Linked DNA regions of Homo sapiens: all the other regions are linked to region 1. Evidence: chromatin loops called from intact Hi-C (ENCODE). Cell type or tissue: PC-3. All regions are shown on one strand.

Region 1 (8,000 bases):
GGTCTCGGCTCAATGCAACCTCTGCCTCCCAGATTCAATCAGTTCTCGTGCCTCAGCCTCCCAGGTAGCTGGGATTACAGGCATGTGCCACCACGCCCAGCTAAGTTTTGTATTTTTAGTAGAGACAGGGTTTCACTACGTTGACCAGGCTGGTCTCGAACTCCTGACCTCAGGTGATCCGCCCACCTTTGCCTGCCAAATTGCTGAGATTACAGGCGTGAGCCACCATGCCTGGCCTCAGTTTTTACTAGCAAAGAAATCAAAATACTTTTTTTTCCAATCAATCATATGGTGAATAGATGGACACAACATTGGAAATCATGGAGTCCAACTGTCTTATTTTACATTAAGAGAAACTGAGCCCAAAGTGGGGAAGTGACTTCTATGTCACACAGCTTTTTCCTGCAGTACAAACCATTCAATTCAATGGCCAACCTCAGAATGCAAACCAAGCTTTCTATTTGTTTTTGGAGCCTTGCCTCACTGAAATTAGAAAGAACACAGAAACAGCTGTTCAACCATGTCCAGAAATGAGATTCCATTCTTCAGTAAAGCACCAAAACTTTAGCTAAGAATTGTTAACGGAGAAAAAAAAGATCAGCCTGAAACAGATTCTTCAGCAAAGTTGCCCATCCTCACGGAGGCTCACAAAGAGTTAAATAACCAAAGTTATCTTTATATTAGCTTTCCTGTCATCAATGTGAATTGTCCTTCCAGGACAGATATTTGAGAGTGGGCTTAGCCAAATCTTTATTACATGCTGTTTTTCTGGATCTGTTCTCAGAGAGGAGCTTTCGTATTCTCAATCTCTCTTCCTTTCCTAGCCCCTAAACAAAAACTTGGAGAACAGCATTTGTATCAAGGTAAAGATCTGGTATCAAATAATCCATATGATATTATTAATGCCTTTTTGGATGTTATCGACCAAATTGTGTCCCCTCCCCTGCCCCATTCATATGTTGAAGTCCTAGCTCCCAGTACTCAGAATGTGGCTATATTTGGAAATAAGGTCATTGAAGAGATACTTTAGTTAAAATGAGGTCATTGGGGTAGGCCCTAATCCAACATGACTGGTATCCTCACAAGAAAAGGAAATTAGGACAAAGACACATGAAGAGGGAAGACCATGTGAAGAAACAGGAAGAAGATGGCTGTCTACAAGGCCAGGAGAGACTAAGAAGAAACCTACCCTGCTGACACATTGATCTTGGACTTCTAGCCTCCAGAACTGTAAGACTATAAATTTCTGTTTAAACCACCCAGTCAGTGGTATTTTGTTATGTCAGCTCTAGCAAACTAATACATTGGATGTTTTATTCATTTGTTACGGATGTGAAATTTAATTCCATTCTTTAACAAGTGCATGCTCAAAATGGAGTGTCTGTGTCATCATTTTGACCCTTTAGTTAAAATGAAAACCTGGGCTAGGTGTGCTGGCACATGCCTGTAATCCCAGCATTTTGGGAGGCCAAGGTGGGTGAACTGTTTGAGCCCAGGAGTTCAAGACCCACTTGGGCAACATGGCAAAACTCCATCTCTACAAAAAAACTTAGCTGTGTGTGGTGGTACATGCCTGTAGTCCCAGCTACTTGGGAGGCTGGGGTGGGAGGATTGCTTTAGCCTGGGAGGTCAAGGCTGCAGTGAGCCGAGATCATGCCATTTCACTCTATCCTGGGTGACAGAGTGACACCCTGTCTAAAAATAAATAAATAAAATAAAATGAAGACCTAGACATTGGTATCAGGATGTCTGCATTGACAAACACCTGAAAACCCAATTCTAATAATTAAGGTAACAAATGGGATGCATTTAGCTCAAACAGCTCAAAGGTCAAGAGGGAGTACAGGCTTCAAGTGTAGTTTGATCAGGGTGTAGCTTCCTCTGCTTCTCCCTGTTTATCAGGTGTGTGGTTGGGTTGGATCCTCTCGAGGTGGAAAGAGGGCATCAGTAGTTATACCTGCTCTTCCATTCCTGTCCAAGGAGAAAGGATGGCATCGAGTAACTATAACAAGTCCAGGCTTTCCTCTGATTGAACCAGTCATTGTTACACTAATAATAACAACAGTAACAACAACTAATACTTCATGTACTCTTAATATATGTCAGGCACTCTTCTAAGTGCATCTGCTGCAGGAACTCTTTCAATCCTCATAAAAAGAGGAATGGTGGAAACAAACTAAATGTCTATCAACAGATGAATGCATAAAGCAAATATGGTATAGACATACAATGGAATTCTATTCAACCATAATAAGAAGGCAATTCTGCAATATAAAATGAGATAGATGAACCTTGCATACGTTATGCTAAGTGAAATAAGCCAGTCACAGAAAGACAAACACTGCATGATTCCACTTATCTGAGGAACTCAAAATAGTCAAATTCAAAGACTCAAAAAGTGGAAAGGTGGTTTCCAGGGGCTGGGGAGGGGACAAAATGGGGAGTTACCAATTAGTGGGCATAAAGTTTCAGTCAAGCAAGATGAATAAGTTCTAGAGATCTGCCGTACAACATTGCACCTATAATCAACAATAATGTTTCACACTTAAAAAATTTTAGAAGGGTAGATCTCATGTTAAATGTTATTATAATAAAATTTTAAAGGCAAATAAATAAACAGAAAACCCAAACGAAACGAAACAAAAAACAATGGGACCACCCTGATTTGTTAATTTGGTCAAGCCCAACCCCTGAACTGAGAGAGGAGGTAAGGCCCCCCACCAGCTGAAATTATAAGACTGATACACAAGGTGAAGGATAGATATTAGGAAAATAACCGCAGTATGAACTACAACCATGTGTTTGAAAAGTTATAACTCTGTTCCATGCTTCAGATTTCCTTAGTGATCTAGCTTAATACAGGCAAAACCAAGATACGTTCTCCTTTCATTGTCCACATTACTTACATTACCTTTCGTCACAAATGTTCTAATGTCACAGTATTGTTTTCTTCTTGCAGATACAGATGCCAACAGAAATTGAGTTAGGAAGCTTGCAGGCTTCCAGAAATTCATCAACACCTGATCAGCTTTTCTGCTGCAAGTTAAAGTGACCTCTGAAGAGGTCAAACCCTAGGTCCCTTTGATTCTGCTACTGTTCTGACATTTGCAGAGGGGTGTGAAAACCTCTTTGCTTGTTCTGGCTTGTGTGAGCTGCTTTATCTCTTACCCTAGACGTACAGTAAGAAAAGAGCAATCAGAGACAGGCATTTGGTGAGGCTTTAGTTTGTCCCACTTTCACTCCTGCCCCCACCTCCCACCTTGTCCATGTTAGGTGTTCCCTGTAAGAATGAAATGTACTGATCCGATATTTTCCCATTTTTAAACTTGAATTCAATTAGACTTTTGTCATGGGTCATATAAAGCAGAAATGCATGTGTATTATGATTTCTGGCATATTCTAATGAATCAAGTGTTAATGTCATAAGGCTTCATTGATTTGAAATAACGGGCAATTTACTGACTGAAGGCTAAATATTGGTACAAATGAGTACAACATATTTTTGAAAATAATTTGGCAATACTTTATCAAAAGTTACAAAATATTTGTGTCTTTTATATAGCAATCCCACTCCTAGGGGTTATTAAAAGTGGAGGGGGGAAGCCTCATGCACAACAATGTTCATTCAAGACTGTCTTAGAATAATATAAATGTAAACAATACATATTCTAACCATATGCATGACTAAGACAATTATAGTAAAAACTTCTTAGAGGAAAATATTATGTAACTATTAGTTATTCCCTTTGTTTGGAACACTTTCCACCCCCTCTGCCTTATTTCTCTGCCAGCTAACTCCCACTTAGTCTTCAAGACTCAGGGTACCCACCACTGTGCTTATATAACACCTGGGCACACCTCTATTAAAACATGTATAGCCCACTGCATTGTAACCCATGATTTTGCCTGTTAGTGCCCTCCACTGGATTGCAACTCACTGAGGCAGAGTCTGTCATTTGTGCAACAAGTTAAAAATCAGAAAGCAATGGGGCAATAAATAAAATTATTTCTGATATATAGAATTTAGCTTCAGCTAATTCAGACCTGCCTTCGTTCCCTGCTCCCAACCCCCTCCAGCCTCCAGCAGCAGCAGCAGCAGCAGCAGCAGCAGCAGCGCCCCTGAAGTCTCTTGTGGAAGGTGAGAAATCTACCGATAAGCTTTCTAGTAGGAGTGTCTTTGGGGAGGGAGTGAGTGGGAGATTAGAAATGGGGCCGGTGGAATATTCCTGCAAAACTCCAGGAACCATTAGCATTCCACTTCTTCTTACAAAGATTGTTTTCATGTCTGAGTTGCCCTATATAGTGCAGAAATTGAGAATGCAAACGTGCAAACGATCGGTGTGATCTACTGAAAGGCGATGCGCGTTCCCTTCTTGCAGGCAGAACTGCCTTAGGAAGCATGAAAGTGGACGCAGCCCGGTGCCAGGTGTCAGCGATTTGAGCTCGCTTCCGGGCCCCATTCATTTCCAGCCCGGCTCCCAGATACTTCCCGAGGCGCTCCCTTTTGCCCGCCCGACTTCTGAGCGGAGCGCTCGGGTGTGAGGAGAACCGGCAAATCCTCGCGGGCGCTGGGCGCTCGCGGAGCCGCCCGCGCCCAGCCCCGTCACGTTGGCTGCCGAGCGCATCCCGGCTGCGCCCCGGCGGGGAGGCGCCGAGGGTAGCTAAGGGGAGCAGGTCACGTGAGAGGAGGAGTCTGACCTACTTTCCAGGCGGTAGGCGCATGCGCACTTCCCATCTGCGCTCCGGCCGGGAGGCTCACGTGGAATCGCACGTGCCTGGTCCTGCAGCTAGGGGCTCCTGGCCCGGGGCGCGCAGGGGCGGGTCCGCGGTGGGACCCGCGGAGAGGGGCGCGGCGGGGCGGAGCGCTTGGAGACTCAGTCTGCGGGTCCCGCAATCATCATCCGTGACAACCACAGCCTCTGGAGAGCTGCTTAGGCTCCCTGCGGGGCTTCCCACGAATTCATCACATTCAACATTCGTGAATTCAGAAATTAAGACAAAGACTGCACCTCTGCCCTGTAAATCACTAGTTCCGCAACTCAGAATTTATCCTGCAAATGGGCTTCTGCTCCTGCGAAGTGAAGTCCCTGCAAGGATAATCATTACATCATTGTTGGACATCACAAACGGCCAGAAACAGTCAAAATGTCCAACGATAACACCGGTTAAATTCATAGAAACGTAAATTATGGTTGGGCCACACTTGAAGTTGTCTGCAGCTCTTAAAAACAAATAGACTCTGCTCTCTAGACACTGATATGGAAAGACCTTCAAGATACATTATGTGATTTGTAAAAAAAAATGATGCAGAACAGTGTCTGGGATGCTGACATTTGTGAGGAAAAAAATTATATATGTATATATGTTATGATCAGACTAGTTCTGGAAAAATATATTGGATGACTGGGGGTGGGGGTCAGGGAAGACGCGAGACTCCATACTTATGTAACTTTTAAATTTTGTACCATGGATGATTAATCTTTTTTTTTTTTTTTCCAAATAACATTTAAAAACAGTTATTTAGCACTTACCCTGTGCTGGGCACCAGCTTTTATGTAAATCATTTCCTCCTAGAAAGTTTGTCATGTACAGTATCTGCCGCATTTCCTGTTCTGTTCAGCTTGAATCTTAATGTCTTAAGCTTTCTGATACACAGTTGAGACGTTTTTTAAAATCCCGATATGAACAACCGAAGCCCTCCACATCTTTAAGATTCTTTTCAAGTTCTGTCTCTTGAGGGAAAGTATCTTAACCAAGAGGCTCTCAGCAACAAATACTTGCATAATAAAGCTGACACAGCAGTTTCACATATGTGATTAGCTTTTACTCTCCCGATTGTGAGTTTGTAGTGCAGATATTATTATCACTGTGGTTAGTACATATGTGCCGGTTATATTCGGTTGCAAGTTAACTAAAAGTCCAACTCTAAGTGGCTTGAACGGTAAAGCTCATTTAACTTCAGATTGGATGTTGGATTTCAGGGATACATCGATTTGCCTGCTAAACAATGCCATCAGGAACTTGTTTCTTTCTAATCTTCTGCCAAGGTTTCCATAGTGTCAGCTTCATCTAAAGCTTTGGGAGGCCGGGAGCGGTTGCTCACGCCTGTAATCCTAGCACTTAGGGAGCCTGAGGCGGGCAGACTGCCTGAGCTCAGGAGTTCGAGACCAGCCTGGGCAACATGGTGTAACTCCGTCTCTACTAAAAAATACAAAAATTAGCCAGGCGTGGTGGCTCACGCCTGCAGTCCCGGCTACTCAGGAGGCTGAGGCACGAAAATCACTTGAGCCTGGGAGGCGGAGGTTGCAGTGAGCTGAGATCCCAACTGCACTCCAGCCTTGGGGATAGTGTGAGAACCTGCCTCAAAAAGAAAAAAAAAAAAAAAAAAAAAGTAAAGCTTTGGGAAAGTCTCATTTAGTAAAAGTGCTTCTTCCCAGAAGCAGCAAGTAAACATCCTCCCTATACTCTTGGCCTCAAGTTGGGGCAAGTGCCCACACTTGAACTAGTAACAATAGCAGGAGAAGGAATTATGCCAATTCGTTTGTGTTACTCTATTAGTCCATGTGCTTTGAGGGGAGCTAAAGAAAAAAAAAAAAAAGACAGCCTATGGATGGTGTGAAGTGACCACAATGCCTCTTAATCATTACTGTCACTCCCACCGCTATTATTTCCCTCTTTCTGGTGTGGCAAACTGGATGAAGTGATAGCTCTTGACTTCCTGAAGATTATGTAGGCAGTATACTTGCATTTTCCCTCTACTGTATACCTTCCCAGTGATGGAGTAAGAGCATGAACACATCAGAAAAGTCTATCTCCAATCTAGCAAAACTACTTGAGTTATAATGAGAAATCAGTGATACCATTATGGCAGAATTATATACAAGGAAGTGTGCAAACACCACATTTACGTTCTATCTCTTCATCTACCCATCGAATAAGTATCAAAAACTTCTACTGTCTGTGGAAGCATAAAGGCTCATACAGAAAAAACAGCAGATATTCATGACCAAGCCCCTGAACTCAGAGGGAAGACAATCAAGTTAGGCAGGCAAGATAAATACTTGGGAAACGCTGAAATAATGATATGAGACAGCATGCAATTAAATGTCTACGTGGATGATAATACAGTGTGGCAGATGTTGAGAGCAGAGGCAGGGATTGGTTGAAAAAAAATATAGCAAATAGGAGTGGGCCTTGAAGGATTGCTAAGGTAAGATACAATAAGCACCGGAGAAGGGAAAGGCTGTATAGATAGTTGGACAGTATGAGCCAAATAGTACAGGTGGAGGCTAGGCGTGGTGGCTCATGCCTGTAATCCCAGCACTTTGGGAGGCCAAGGTGGGTGGAATCAGGAGGTCAGGAGTTGGAGACCAGCCTGGCCAACATGGTGAAACCCCATCTCTACTAAAAATACAAAAATTAGCTGGGCATGGTGGCGTGCACCTGTAATCTCAGCTCCTCGAGGAGGCTGAGGCAGGAGAATTGCTTGAACCAGGGAGGCGGAGGTTGCAGTGAGCCAAGACCGCACCACTTCACTCCAGCCTGGGTGACAGAGCAAGACTCCATCTCGGGGGGTGGGGAGTGGGGGAAGAGTACAGGTGGAAATGAATTGGGTGTTCTCAAGATTAGAGAAAAGACCTATTGGCATGGTGGTGGGGGGGGACGGGTGTTTGTGTTGGAGGAGCGAGAAGTGATGCTGAAAATGTAAGAAACCAGGTGCCCCAGGCCCCACCACCCTGTGGATATAGATGCGTTGTAAGTATTTAAATTGCTCTGACTCTATTTCCACCTGCTCGTTGTTTCCAAGTCTCAACCAGTTAGAGAATACCCGAGGGTCTTTCACATGTGTTCACAGATCAGTCAGCCAGTTACTGTCACCCCACAGCATCTGCCGTGCTCTCCCTCTCCTGTTCTGCTCCCCCTAACTTCACCCTTTCCTAGAAAAGCAGGATGGAGGATGTCTCACCACCACTCGGCTAGTTATATGAGAGGAGGGGGGA
Region 2 (8,000 bases), 73 kb after region 1:
ATTGTGATACTTTCTTGGTATCATTAAACATTAGTAAACATTTTCTATCATGTTAGATACCATATTTTATTTAGACATTCCCCTGTTTTCAGGAATTTAGGCAATCATTTCTATTTTAAATCATGCTTTAATAAGCCTTTTAAGCATTTTTTTATTTTGGTCTAAACTTGGGGTCATTTGTGAGGATAAATTCACAGAAGAAGAAATTTTTAAGGCCTTTGATAGATGTTCCAAGACTGCTTTCCAGAATGTTTGTGGTGATTTATAGATGTCCTAAGAATATTTGAGGATATCTATGTCATGTACCTGCACTAACATAATTACTGTGTTTTAAAAATACTTTGGTTTTATTGTATCTTAAATAATTAATCAATAATTCTAAGGAAGCCTTATATCATAGGTGAGAAGGTTTGTTTGAAATTGGCAAGGAGCAAGGTACATGAGGGAGTTTGCATTGTCCACAGCCTTAAAGGTTCACTTCACACAGTAAATACTACAAAATTATCTGTCTTGGATTGTTTAGACATTCAATTGCTTGAATGTCCAGGGACAAACCACTTGATCTCTTCTAAGTATTTCATGTTAGGGTTTTTAGAAATAGCTTTTAACACAATTTTGATTGAAATAATTTTTCAGAAAGCCCATTTCACTTGTTAAGGCATTTCATCTTTAGCTGAATTTTAAGTATGCTATGAGATAAACCAGGAACAAGGAGACTTGATTCTCTATACCATATTTTATCGATTCTAAGACACACATTTTTCACATCTAAGCGTCTTTAGTATTTGGATGTATAATAGGCACTGCTAGCACTTTCAGATCCCTCTACCACTCTCATGCATGACAGCTCCCTGTGCTTTCACTCTCAACATTCAGCACCTGCACCTCTTTGTTGGACGGCTGTCCTCAGGCTACAGGAACATGCTTTGACTGCATTGCAGGCTGGAAGCACCTGGAAATTTACACCCACCCCCACCCCCACCCCCATTCAATAACTGATGGTGCAGAGGTATAAATACTCTGGGTTCTCTGGCCTCTGACTTGAACCTACTGTAGAACCTTTTTGTCTCTAGGGCTCTCCCGTGGGAGTGAACCAAAGTCATCTCCAGAATAGGCTTTGCTTGACATCACACTTTTTGTGGGTTTTTTTCCCCCTTTCCTTTGGATCGGTTCTATTTCTCTATTTCCCTATTACTTTTCACCCTTGGGCCACTTCCTAATTCACATAAATCCTTATGTCAGAGGAATTAAACATATTACAGGAAGTGTCTTACAATAATTGATGTCCTGCAGTTACTGTCAGCCAGGTGGTCATAGTGATATGGTTGTCTTTGCCTGTGCATGCATGAATTTGGTTGTTCTTTCCATGATATGACTGGACTGTTACTTCTTTACTTTTTGGTCAATAAACCATTTAAGGACTATTGAGAAGAGTATGAATCCTGATTGTTATCTAAAATTTTTCTATTAAGTCCTTTTGCCAAGATAAAAAATGTGCCAGCATCAGAGTTGTAGAATGGATGTCTAAGACAGGGAAAAAAATCTCAGAGACTGCAGTAGAATATTCCTTTAAGAAATGTTATTTATCCTGATGGCAGAGAGGGTGTTACCGTGAAAAATTGTGGTTTATGACAACTCTGATTCAAAAAAGAGATGCAGAAAGAGTTCAATTCTGAATGTACAGAGCTTTGTAAATATCATAATTAATATTTCATTCTCTTTTACACACATGATTTTTAAAAATCTATGCTGAAACAGTTCTCTTGTATTTACTTAAAGGCGTATAAGATAAAAATTCTAACTACTAAGTCATATTTTAAATCTTTTTTTCATTTTCAGTTACACACAAAATAATGATGGGTCTTATAACTGATGAAATACTAATTGGGAATATGGTACTTATAGAGACAGAAGAAATACAATCAATGAACAGTCTTAATTGGAAAAACTAAGGTAACTTCATAGACTTCTCACTTTCCATTTGTAGAGAGAGTTCTACTGGTAAATGAGGAACCACCAGTATTTGGTCATATTTTTGAAATTGTGTAGATTTTATTAAATATTTCTTATTCCTCCAATACGTGTGTGTGTGTGTGTGTGTGGTGTGTATATACACACAGATATATATATATACACACACACACACACACATATACTAAGTGTATGTGTGTGTATGTATGCATTCTATTTCCTTCAAATTTCCCTTATATCGAGTACTTTTATCAGAGAAGTAATCCATGCATTTAATTTGGTGCCAACTTCTTATTTTTGTGTGGTAATCACCAAAGAAAAATAAAAGCTGGCATTAGATTAAATGCATAGATTACTTCTCTGAATGATAAAACTGCCTAAAGAAATAGAATCTGCTCATAAACATCTTTTCATATTCCATTCCACAGAAATTTCTGACCTTACCTGTCTATATTACCTATTCCTATAAGGTAACTTTATTATCTACTCAATTTGTTTTGTCTTCCTGTTGTCTCTTCTCGTGTGTGCTGATGAAAGATGAATTTCTCCACTGTGAAACAGAACAGTCAAGCAATTCCAGTGGGGTTACTTATAGATGAGATAATTTCTGCAATTTCAGAGTTCTGTGGCAATACATAGCTCCCTTGTGCCAAATCAATTCTTCAGTAACATGATTAATTAACCCATAAGAACAGAAGTTTGCTGCTGCTCTGAAATGCACTAACCTTGTATTTTGGTTTCAGGCTTTATCTACCCTTCTATACCAAAATCATTCTGTGGTATTTCTTCAGAACCTTGGGCAAATCAACAATGTGTGAGTATGTGCTTTACAATCCTTTTACTGCGATCATACTGTGAGTTTTATGGCCCAACTTAAGTAGCATACACTTCCTTCTTCAGCAAAATCCATTATATTGTTCCCACATTAGTGGAACTAGTTAGTACAGACATGCTTACTTAAACCCCCACCTCATTTCCTTCTTAATTCAATCTTTGTTTCCCTGCCAGAAGCAGGAAACAGCTAAAAGAGTTTTTTATGTTAATGTTACATTTTAAATTTATTTTGTAAACTTTTATTAGATTTTACTGTGTCATGTCTTGCATGAGAAATAAAAAATAATATATGGACTCTGAGTCAGTAATAAAGGACTCACAGTCTACTAGGAGAGATGACACATGCCCTACTTTCCTATCCAAATTAATTACATATATAGTGTGATTGATACTTTATTAAAAGGTATGCAGCAATAGGGGACTGCGGTAGGATTTCAGAGTTGGAAGCCTTCCAGTTAACCTTCTCAGCCTCTAGGGTTTTAGAATAAAATACCCCAAAGCCAACAACAGATAAGAAACAACAGACCATCCTGGCCAGTATTCTGTTTTCCCATTTCCTTCCCACCTCCACCTGATTTACTCACCTAGCTACTGATGTTGAGTGGAACAGCCACAGTGAGAGAGACCACTTAGCTTTAACCAGAGTTCCGGTTTTCATTACCACATGGAGAAAGAGAAGGTAGAACCAGATTTCAAGCCTCTAAGACTCAGTAACCCAGCTCAGTAGATAAAAGTAAATTAGTAAATATAGTAACCAAATGAGTGTCCGGACAAACAGGCCAGCAACTCTCTTGAGGTGGAAGTTCTTGCTCTACCACTCCTGAGTGGGAAGTGGGGTTGGGCAGGTGTGTAAAAATGCAGGCATGGCATCCATAGAGTGCCAGCTCTGGGCATGGGGAAGGCAGCATGTGTCAAGGAGCTCTTCAAAGAAGAGGTAAAATGAGAGCAGAATCTTGATGTATGAGAAGAAATCTGATGCAGGAATGGGGCAAGAGAAGTTTCCTAGACAGAAAACAGTATATCTGAGCAACTGTTGGTGATAAGACATGAGGCTAGGGAGAAAGCCAGGGACTCAGATAGTAGAAGGTGCTAGGGAACTACTGAAGACTAGCAAGGGAGGAATAGAAGCAATTTTGTGTTATAGAAAGATAATTCTGACAGAAATGTGATGGGTAGATTGATGGGGACAGGTGTGGTGGAGAAGGAAGAAGCTATATCACCTGTGTTGAAAGCATCCAGGTAAGAAATGAGAAAGACTTGAAAAATAAATAAGCCATGTTTGCATGAAACAGAGAAAAGGGAATATATTTAAGAAATGTTCTAGGATGTATTCCTTTTTTTAATCCTAAACTCACCAATTAGGTAAATCGCTGCCTAAGGAAGAAGCAGAGACAGGACAAAAGTGTTACTTTAATGGAGCACTCTCTACAAAGAAACACCAGGAATAGGGAATAAATGGATCCTGAGCAACATTAATCTCAGGCAACTTGCAGTTCTTTCCTTTCCTTGGGGTCACTGCTAAACTCTGTGGGCTGTCTTAGTCCATTCAGGAGCTGCTATAACAAAATATCTCAGACTGGGTAATTTATAAACAATATAAATGTATTGTTCACAGCTCTGGAGGCTGGGAAGTGTACGATCAAGATGCCAGCAGATTTAGCTTCTGGTGAGGGCTTGCTCTCTGCTTCAAAGATGGCAACTTCTTGCTGCATCCTCACAAGGCAGAAGGGGCAAACAGGTTCCCTGAAGCCTCTTTCATAAGGGTCCTAATCCCATTCACCAGGATGGAGCCTCATGACCTAATCACCTCCTCAGAGCCGTACCTCTTAATACTGGTACCTTGGGGGTTAGGTTTCAATATATGAAATTAGGGGCTGGGCACAAACATCCAGACCACAGCAGAGGCTTATCTAGTGCTAAGGCACTCTGGGTTAAGATGGTCTAATGTTATTGTCCGAATTGATTTCCATTGAGAGAACATGTGGATTGAATGGAAAAGATCCTCATTCAGGTCCAGCAGGTGTTATTGCTACTCCTGTGATCCTTTTGGGTTCACAGAAATCAATCTAATCCTCCAATGTTGACCACATTGGGCTGGAGGAAGCTCACTGGCGTTGTCCAAGGTCCCACTGCCTAAACATACCACATAATCATTTCCATTCTAGGGGACAAATGTAATTGAGGTTTTGCTGCTCCCTGGAACTTGGTCCAGAAGGTTAAGCCCAGGTCCTTCTCTGTGCCCTACCAACATTTTTGTTCTTTTTTCTCCTTCTCACAGCCAGGAGAATTATTTCCTAGACAGTGAGTAAGAAAGCCTCATCTTCCTCATCATATGTGCTCTCAAATCTTTGACCTAAATCATAAATCCTTTCTAGTTCCCCAAGGAGCTAAATTTTTGAAATGCAAAAGAACATGCTTTTTTCTGCTTTCTGATATCACACTCTTTGTTAACGTAATGAACATTAAATGGTCCAGTAGTTCAAATATCTGATAAAGAATGCGGAGAAAGAAAATAAATGGAAAAAGTTTTGGTTAATTTCAATCGTATATCCTTTGCATAGAATACGAATTACACAAGGGCTAGAAACACATATATCTCACATTGTATCCCTACTACTCAGTGAAGTGTCTGGCCTCTAGTAGCTCTCGGTAAGTGTGTAAGTGAGTAAATGAATACAAGAAGACAAAATCCCTGCCCTCACGAAGCTGACTCCCATTATTACTCCCACTATTGAGGAAGATAACAAACAAAACAAGGTTAGGGCAAACTGATAAATAATGTAAAAGAAATAGGCCGGGCGCGGTGGCTCACGCCTGTAATCCCAGCACTTTGGGAGGCCGAGGCGGGTGGATCATGAGGTCAGGAGATCGAGACCATCCTGGCTAACAAGGTGAAACCCCGTCTCTACTAAAAATACAAAAAAAATTAGCCGGGCGCGGTGGCGGGCGCCTGTAGTCCCAGCTACTCGGGAGGCTGAGGCAGGAGAATGGCGTGAACCCGGGAAGCGGAGCTTGCAGTGAGCCGAGATTGCGCCGCTGCAGTCCGCAGTCCCGCCTGGGCGACAGAGCGAGACTCCGTCTCAAAAAAAAAAAAAAAAAAAAAAAGAAATAAACAGGGTAGAGTGATATAGAGAATAATTGGGTGATGGGGGAATGGAATGGGGGACAGAACTATTGATCTGATCGCCCTTTCCCTCAGAACAGTCCAACCCCCAAAAGTAAAAATTGAACTTTTGAAAAAAGTAGACAGAAACAGTATAAGTTTAAATGTTAAAAGTCATATCAAGAAAGCAAATACAGAATTGCAGTTAATATTTACAAAGTCATTATGCAGACACACTATTACATGTAGACAGTTGTAGTTAAAACACCTTGGGTATTTCATTTCTAAAGCGAAGCTCCACAGGCACATTCTGTTTAAGGTTCTTTTCATTCTCTCAAAAGTTATAAGCAATGGAGTGTGTAAGTTGTTTTAATAATAGTTCAGTTCTTTATGTACATTGTAAAAATGTCAAGCGTGTTGATTCTTCAAAAAGTTGCATTTCACTTAGCAGAGAAAATAAAAATGTCCCATTTCTCCCGAGAAAAAGGATAACATTTTCTAATTGTGCAAACACTTTATGAAAGTATCACTTGACTCTATATTTTGACAGCTGCTTTGCATTTATTATTGGAGAGGCTCTTCATACGGCATGTTCCTTTTTTTTCCTTTTCTAGTCAAGAGGTGTTAATATTATTTTGGAATTTTTCAAATTTAAGAGAGTGGTAAAGGGTTGCTCTTCAGGGGTTCTTAATAAACAACCCCCTAACTTCTTACCCCTTTAAGAGGTTGTTTAGGGGGAAAAAAAAGAAAGAAAAATGGTTTTAGACTATGAGCTCCTTGTTTTGAGAATCAGTACCATTTAGCCTCATAGCATGCAAATTTCACATTTTGCCTGGCATGTAGCAGGTGCTCAGGAAGTGTTTGCTGAGTTGAACTGGTTTGAGAAAAGGCAAGGGATTACTATCCTTATTATTCAGATAGGGAAAGTGAGGCCCAAAGAACTCGAAGATGCATTTGTATTGTGCTTGGTACTTTAGTGAACGTCTCACCCAAGTTAGCTCATTTGAAAGTTGGTCCTCGCAACCATTACATGTAAAGTAGGAAAAGAGAAGAGTAATGATGTGTTTGACATATAGTGAGTTAGTCACTACTTGACTTCCCTCTATACAGCAAGTCAGTCTCTGCTGCTAAAGGAAATCTAAAACCTAATGATTAAAAATCTCAGGTTCTTGGACTTGGTGGAAGGAAGGTTATTCTTCCAAGGACAAAAAAAAAAAAAAAACCCAGAAAATCTATAGGAACATTTGGACTAAAAAAAGTCCTATCATACATAAAAATAAGGCTCACATACACTATTGGTGGTAATGTAAGTTGGTCCTACTTTTATGGAGAATTTATGGATATGTACCAAAATTAAAATGAATGTAACTTTGACCTAGCTTTGATCAAGAAATTTATGAATGTATTCACACTATAGACATACTAGCACAAGAGTGCAAAGATACATGAGGAAAAGGATTTAATGAATATATAAATGTTCACTGTGACATTGTTAGCAATAAGAAAACTTAAAACATTTTAGTGTTCAATAAATTGCTGGCCACACAAATTATAGGTTATGTGGGTAGTGATATTTTATGTAGACATTTGAAATAAAAGATTAATCTATGTATTGACATGAAAAGATGACCACAACATAACATGTCAAAACCAAGCTGCTTAATAGTGTGATTTCCTTTGAGTAAAATCACTCACCACAGTATTAGTGACTGCTACCTCTGGAAAGTGAGACAGGCTATCTCTTACTTTATTCACTTCCAAAGTACTTGATTTTTTTTAAATAAAATAGATTAGTTTTAAAATTCAAAAATTAAGAAGCAGCTGTTTAGTCCTGGCCACACACAAACTCTTTTGTTGTTTTTTTTTTTTTAAATCAAGAGTAAGTGGAACCCAGGAAATGATTAGCAATTGTTCTACTTCACCACAGTGTTTAGCACAGTGCTTGTGACATTGTTGGTGCTCAATAAATATTTTGAGGGAATGAGTGAGTAAGGATGAGTCAACTTGGGCACTCTAGTAAAGTGAGACGGAAGGACATAAGAACATTCAGATTTTCTAACCCTAAAATCCAAGCCAGTGAGTCAATGAAGAC
Region 3 (8,000 bases), 180 kb after region 1:
AATTGGACACTTTCAGGGTTGATTTTGGGTAGTCTATGTTTTTTTACGGTGTTAATGAAATGAATGGTGTTTCAGTATGTATGCATGTGGGTTTGTATACACAGATGTATACATGTATTTTTAATTATTTTTGTTTAAACTGGAAACTATATACTAAGTACTACTCTGAATCCACACATCTTTACCCTCAATCTCATTTATCTTATTTTGTTGATTGCATCATTACAGCCTCTCAGTCACTAAACTACAAAGACTTGACTGTTGTTTCTCCTTATTACTGCACATTTTATGACTGTTAAATCTGGTGGACTTTATCCTCATGGTGTCTTCTGCATAGACCTTTTTGGTATATTACTATTATGATTACCCAGTTAAATCCTCCATTGCCTATTTTCTGGACAAGAGCTTCTCAAATTTTAAGGTGTAAACAAATCACCTGAAGACTTGTTAAGTGTAGATTCTGATTCTATAGATCTGGGATGAGACCTAAGACTGCATTTCTAAGTTCCTGATTGCTGATATTTCTCCTGTTGCTGACCACTCTGAGTAGAAAGGATGTAGAGTTCTAGATCAGCATTGTCCAATCACAGTAGCCACTACTTATATGTGGCTACTGAGCACCTGAAATATAGCTAGTTGACTGAGGAACCAAATTTTTAATTTAATTATAATTATTTTGTATTTAAGTTTAAAAACTCAAGAAATGTAAACTATTTTTTCACAAAACAAGACTTTACTGTTTTGGTAGAACTCTAACTCACTGTAATCACTGCATCATTTAAGATATTATTGTTGAACTGTAATGTCTGTGTCAGGCACATGAGTCAGTTGAGTAGTATACATAAACACGTAACTGATGTGGCCAGTGTCAAAAAATTAATTAATTATAAATCCTTTTTTACACACCAATATGTACACACAGTAGGCTTATCTGAATATTTTATGCAATCAGCCTGAGTTACAATGATACCTAGGTAAATCATATTAGTAATTAAATTAAAATACTTATTTTTATTAGGCTATATTTATTTTTTGTATTTAGTAAAAATTTGTCCATAAAATAAGTATGGACAAAATTAAATTTAAATTAAATGTAAAGTGAAGACATACTACTGATGCAGAATAAAATGGAGATAAATTAGCTAGTAATATTACTGGAACAATGCAATTGCAATTTGCAAAAAGTGTGTTTACTGTAGAAGAAAATTTTGAAATATATATAAAGTGAGCAATATTAATAGCCATTTTTGCAAATTAATGGTGAATTTGATAAGAAGTTTCGTATTAGCAGTTAAAAAAATAAATAAATAAAATTAGTCACCAGAAGTAAATGTCCAACATTTGTAACTATAAAATGGCTAGAATTTTTGCACAAAAAAGAAAACCATTTTTAGATTGAGATAGTAATTTCAGTTATGATAAAAATACTGGGAAACGTATTTCATAAAAAATGGAGGATATTCAATTAAGTAATAAAACAAATGCCCATCGACTATAAGAACTTTCTAAGAATATCAACGATCAATTGATTAAAATAGCTTTCAGTGGGCCATATCATGCAAGAGACACTACCAAATTCATCCTTCAGGCATGTACTGCCTCAAAGGGTGTCCAAACTTATGATAAAATGTTGATTTGCAGCCTAAAAAAATCAAACTTGCAGTGTAGATATTTTTAACCCTTTTACATCTGTCAAAAAAGTTTCAGGTAGATAATAAAAAACAAGTTTTCATCATGATAAATGGTGCTCCAGCTATGTTGCATCGAAAATTTAAATGTATTAACCCCATCAAAAAGTGGGTGAAGGATATGAACAGACACTTCTCAAAAGAAGGCATTTATGCGGCCAAGAAACATATGAAAAAAGCTCATCATCACTGGTCATCAGAGAAACGCAAATCAAAACCACAATGAGATACCATCTCATGCCAGTTAGAATGGCGATCATGAAAAAGTCAGGAAACACAGATGCTGGAGAGGATGTAGAGAAATAGGAATGCTTTTACGCTGTTGGTGGGAGTGTAAATTAGTTCAACCATTGTGGAAGACAGTGTGGCGATTCCTCAAGGATCTAGAACCAGAAATACCATTTGACCCAGCAATCCTCTTACTGGGTATATACCCAAAGGATTATAAATCATTCTACTATAAAGACACATGCACAAGTACGTTTATTGTGGCACTGTTCACAATGGCAAAGACTTGGAACCAACCCAAATGCCCATCAATGATAGACTGGATGAAGAAAATGTGGCATATATACATCATGGAATTCTATGCAGCCATAAAAAAGAAAAGACTTCATGTCCTTTGCAGATACATGGATGAAGCTGGAAACCATCATTCTCAGCAAACTAACACAGGAACAGAAAACCAAATACTGCATATTCTCACTCTTAAGTGAGAGTTGAACAATGAGAACACATGTACACAGGGAGGGGAACATCACACACTGGGGCCTGTCGGGCGGTGGAGCAAGGGGAGGGAGAGCATAAAGATAATACCTACTGCATGCAAGGCTTAAAACCTAGATGTCGGGTTGATAGGTGCAGCAAACCACCATGGGATATGTATACCTATGTAATAAACCTGCACGTTCTGCACATGTATCCCAGAACTCAAAGTAAAATTAGAAACAACAACAACAACCAAATTTGAATGTATTGACATTTTCAAAGAAGAAAGAGGCTGCTTTATTGTTTTATTCCACTGTATGATACATATTGAAAATATTTGTGCTTAGTTTTCTCAAGCTGATTTTATGAAAAGCATCATAGATACAGTTGCTAACACTGTTTAGTATACGCACGTAAATTGAGTCATCAGTAGTTTATAAAACTGTTAAAAGAAAAAAGGAGGACAATACATTTTCTGATGCTATGTTATTTGCCAATACTTCTTGGCTGAGTTATGAAAGAGATTTACGAAGATTTTCTGTACTTTTAACTCCAATTAAAGGTTTTCTTAAACAAAAGGAAGGTGCATCTATTATTCAGTAACCAGACAAAAGAAAATGGCAGTGTGATTTACATTTTCTCACTAATATCAGTGCATGTAAATGAGTTAAACTACAAACTACAAGGAAAAGGAAAGTTTATGAAGCTAGATAAGTATAAGAGTTTATAGTGAAATTGAACTTTTTCATAATATAAATAAAAAATAATGACTTTACCTATTTTTCTACTATAAGCTAATATGCAGATCTTAATTATTGATAGTGTTACATAAATTGGCTATGAAAACTGAAAAAATTTTGAAGTATGCTTTCTTCATACTGCTAAATTTAGAGTTGCTTTTGTTATTTGTAATACTCCTTGAATTTGATGCTAATATTTTTTGTAGAGTCGGGGGTTCTCCATGCTGCCCAGGCTGGAATGGAACTGCTGGGCTCAAGCGATCTGCCTGCCTTGGCAGATCTCCCAAAGTTTTGAGATTACAGGCATTAGCCACTGGGCTTGGCCAGTTTTTTTGTTTGTTTTTGAGACAGGTTCTTCCTCTGTTGCCCAGGCTGGAGTGCAGCGGCATGATCATAATTCACTGCAGCCTCCATCTCACAGGCTTGAATTTTATGCTAATAATACTGAGCTGACAAGAATTAGTGACGGTACTTAACAGATGTAGCTTTGAAAAGATCTTGCTTAAAAACAAATTCTTCTTAGAAAATAAAATAGTTTTGTTAGTGTGGATGTAAACATTAAAAGAAAAAGATTTTTGGTATTCAATTCAGTCATTAGAAACTTTTAAAATAAGTTTGGAACAATTTGAGTATGTGAATTTACTTTTTCAACTGTAAATTTTATTAAATCTAAGCACAGATCCAGTATTTCCAATGAAAATTCAGTGTAAAAATTGAGATGTGCTCTAAATTTTAAAAACACTAGATTTCAAAGATACAGTATAAAAAAGTAAAAATATCTCATAATGAATTTTAAAAATATTACTGCATGCTAAAGTAATATTTTAGATAAATCCAACTAAATAAAATATATTAAAATTAACGTTACCTGTTTCTTTTTCCTTTTTTAAAAATGTAGCTCTTAGAAAATATAGCAATATATTGTGGCTTTCATTATATTTCTAAGGGACATTGCTGTTCTAGACTATTACAACAGCCTTTTATCTGATCTTCGGTTACTTCCCAACTTGCTGTCAGTTTAACCTTAAAGTATATCCTCCATTTATCCCTTTATCCATTCACCAAATGTTTGAGTACCTAATAACAGCTATTGTTGTAAGATAAATCAGAGAACAAATCCAAGATAGCTGTCTTCATGAAGCTTACCCTCCAGTTGGGGGACACAGATAAAGAGCAAAACATAAGTAAATTATTTAAGATGTAAGATAGTAATAGTTATACTAAAAGAAACTCCTCCACACACAGTAAGGGTCAGAGGAAAGATGGTGCAAAGAGACCAGATGAGCTGGAGAATGAGTAAAGGGGTGGAGGGGAGAAGTGTGGAAAGAGCTGAGGTACTTTAAAAGGAGTGTTAGGATGGGGAAAGGACAGCAGGTCATGTAGGCCCTCATAGGCTTTAACAGTTACTTGGAGGTTTCTACTTGCAGCATTTCTGCCTTACTTTGACTGAGATGGAAAGTCCTGGAGAGTTCTAAGTGCAGTTTTAAAACAATATTTCTGGCTGCTTTGTTCAGATTAGACAGTATGGGAGTGAGGCAGGGTAAAAGTAGCGTGATCTGGTAGGAAGCTATAATAGCAACACAGGTGGGACCTGATGGCGGCTTAGACCACTGATGGAAGTGGTGAAAAGTGGCAAAATTCTGTGATTTCTAAAAAGTAGGCCCAACAAGTTGGTTATGGAGTATGAAAGAAAGAGTGGGGTCAGATTATACGTGGAGACAGTTGTTCATTTTTCTCTCCTTGTCAAATATTTTAAATGGCAGTCCTCTAAGATCTTAGGCTGGTATTCAACTGCTTATATGTGTAGGCCCCAACACACCCACCCAAATGTCATTTCCTAACAGCTTCATCTTTCCGTGTTTCCCTTATGTTCCTGGGCCTTTGATAGTGATGTTGATAAAAGAATACATGTCAAAACTAGTATTCAAAATTAGATTCCTGACAGGTTTAGGCTCTTAAATTCTCAAGTCCTATGAAAAAATTGTAAGGTAGGTACTATTAACACTTTTTCAGACATGAAGACAGAAATATATTAACAAATAACTTAAAGTTAGCATAGAAAAGGTTTATTTTGACCACAAACACAAGCAAATTTCCCCTTTTATGCCATGATTTTCATGCTGTTTTCTCAGCCTGAAATGCTCTGCCTTTCTGTGTCTGGGTCAGCTCACGTGCCACCTTATCTATGAAAAGTCCCCTTATGCCCTCAGTTAAAATTACATTTTCCTCCTCTTTATTAAATAGTTAATACAAATCATTTCCACCTCTTAATATTTTTTCTTCTATTATTTGTAATATTTGTTGAGTGGTATGTGCTATACACATTATCATCTATGTGTATTATCTTAATACCTCTAATGTTATTGTGAAGGATCCCATTATCAAACCCATTTTGCAGATGAGGAAGCTGAGACCCATAAAGGTGAAGTAGTTTGACAAAGGTCAAAAGCTAGCAAGGAGCAGGGTCAGGGTATAAACCAAAGGTATAACTCCAAACCCCATTATCTACTGCACTTATCCTTAGGCCAATTCACTGTGTTTTTGTTTTTGTTTTGTTTTTGAGATGAAATATCACTCTATTACCCAGGCTGGAGTGCAGTGTAGTCTCAGCTCACTGCAGCCTCCACCTCCCAAGTTAAAGTGATTCTTGTGCCTCAGCCTTCCGAGTAGCTGGGATGACAGGCATGTGCTACCATGCCCAGCGAATTTTTTTGTATTTTTAGTAGAGATGGGGTTTCACCATGTTGGCCAGGCTGGTTTTGAACTTCTGGCCTCAAGTGATCCACCCACCTTGGCCTTCCAAAGTGCTGGGATTATAGGCGTGAGCCACTGTGTTTGGCCAATTCACTGTGAACCATATAAGATTCTCTCTTTTGTTTATATATTTTTTCATATATTCATTTTTTTGTCTTATTAAATTCTAATACAAATTAGCCTTAGATTACTTATTCATGCAGACATGACCTTTCTTAATAACAGAAACTAATCCTTTCACAGAAATAAATACAGGAGGGCCTCATGTGGAAAAAGTAGGTACTGCTAGAAAAAGAAAAAAACTGCTATTTTTCCTTAGATTCACATCTTACATCAGCCTTTAATACAATTATTATTTTATCAATCATGGCTGATATTCTAAAGTTTATATATTCCAAGCCTTTAGGAGAAAAGAAAAATGTAAAGTTAGGAGAAAAATCCCCTAATTTATCCTACATATAAAAACTAACAAGAAAGATTTGTAAATGTCCATTTTCAGGATGCAAACGCTAAAATGTAAAAAGATCTGGCCATATAAACTCATGGAGGTATAAAAGATACAGAATGAAAAGCACTAAAAAGTCATATCAATTAAAGTACAAAAATATTTAATAAAATGAGGGTCCGAAAATTGGCCCGAAAATAGAGGACTTTAAAAAAACTTGACTTTGGAAATAATTTCAAATATTCAGTTGAGCTGCAAGAATAGTATAAAGAATATCCTCATATCCTTTACCCAGATTTACCTAATTCCCCAGGTTCATCCTTTTGCCAACATGTTCATGAGTGAGAAACAATATATTCTTGTAAGCCACTGATAGTAAGTGGTTGTGGCTGAGATTTTGCATGTTCTCAATCTCGCTCACATATTTATTCATATATGTAATATTTATACACAATGCAATTACATATATGTGTATAAATAACACACATGTATATATAAATATACATGCACTTTTTTAACCATCTGAGGGTAAGTTATATATATCATGGTCCTTTATCCCTAAAAACTCCAATATTTCCTATGAATAAGGATATTTTCTTATATAACCACATATTTCCTAAGAATAAGGATATTCTTTTATATAACCACAGTACAGTTAACAAATTTAGGAATTTTAACATCAATTCAATGCTTTAATCTACCATCTGTATTCCAATTTTGTCAACTGACCCAATAATATCCTTTATAGCATTTTTCCCATTCCGGTAGAGGATCCAGTCTGGAGTCAGATGCTGTATTTAGTTTTCACGTCTCTTTAGCATCTTTTAACCTGTAAACTTTTATTACCTTTTTTTTTTTTAAGAAAATAGCATTGACATTTCTAAAGAATACAACCCACACACACACACACACACACACACACACACACACGTCATACACGTCTTTTTTTTTTTTTTTTTTTAAACAAAACTTTCTCTCATTTTGAGCTTGCCTGACATCTCTTCATGGTTAGATTCAGGTTACACATTCTCGCCCAGAAAATTACACAGGTGATGTTGTAGTCATTTTTTGGGCATCATATTTGGAGTCACACAATGCCCAAATGTTCTTCATTGGTGATATCAACATTTAGCACATTTAGCAACATTTAGTCAAGGTGTTTTCTGATTTCTCCACTGTATAACTGCTATTTTACCCCCTTGCAATTAATAAGCAGTTTGTAGAGAGATACTTTAAAACCATGTAAATATTCTGCTCTTCATCAAAATTTTTCCCTAAATTTAGCATTGAATGATTTGTGCCTGATCAAGTCTTTATTAAAATAGATATAAAATACTGATTTCCAAATCTAGCAGCTTCTCTGCAATTACCAGTCAGTATTCAACATCCTACTATAGGCAAAAGTACTCCTTTCTCCCTATTAATTAATTAATCAATTTACGAATGATACCGTGAATTACGATTTCTTCTATAGTCTGCAATACATTACTGTACTAAATTATTTTGGTACTCAAGTTCTTCCATATTTGGCCAGTGGAAGCCCCTTCAAGCTAGTTCCTGTGATATGCCCCTGTCATTTTGAGCACGTCCTTATTTTCTGGCATATTAAGATATTCCAGGCTTATATTTTACTTACCCTTCCTCATTTCTGAAATTTGTCATTTC

What was found. Peaks named below come from ENCODE experiments on the same cell type or tissue, not always from the same donor. Only the 100,000 strongest peaks of a DNase experiment are listed, where the experiment ranks them.
Region 2: a loop joins it to region 1, with 3 times the contacts of the local background. A loop is called at or near these places in 4 of 110 quality-filtered maps.
Region 3: it touches region 1 in a loop (5-fold over the local background); 6 of 110 quality-filtered maps call a loop at or near these places.

Annotation. Positions count from the first base shown.
Region 1 is chr17:55,235,162-55,243,161 of GRCh38, reverse strand. No RefSeq gene overlaps it. Among named protein-coding and RNA genes, the nearest start is that of HLF, 26 kb to the left of the region's middle. RefSeq lists a silencer at 4,490-4,959. In PC-3, CTCF peaks have their summits at 3,920 (motif pointing left) and 4,126; a DNase peak (open chromatin) is centred at 4,661; H3K4me3 peaks cover 1,313 bases.
Region 2 is chr17:55,162,349-55,170,348 of GRCh38, reverse strand. It overlaps STXBP4 (syntaxin binding protein 4), which reads right to left. Exons shown (of 18, transcript NM_178509.6): 18 at 1-8,000. Among named protein-coding and RNA genes, the nearest start is that of HLF, 99 kb to the left of the region's middle. In PC-3, no CTCF peak of the experiment used is centred here; no DNase peak of the experiment used is centred here; H3K27ac peaks cover 2,520 bases.
Region 3 is chr17:55,052,182-55,060,181 of GRCh38, reverse strand. All of the region lies in intron 12 of STXBP4 (syntaxin binding protein 4), which reads right to left. Among named protein-coding and RNA genes, the nearest start is that of STXBP4, 87 kb to the right of the region's middle. In PC-3, a CTCF peak has its summit at 6,162; a DNase peak (open chromatin) is centred at 3,461; H3K27ac peaks cover 1,770 bases.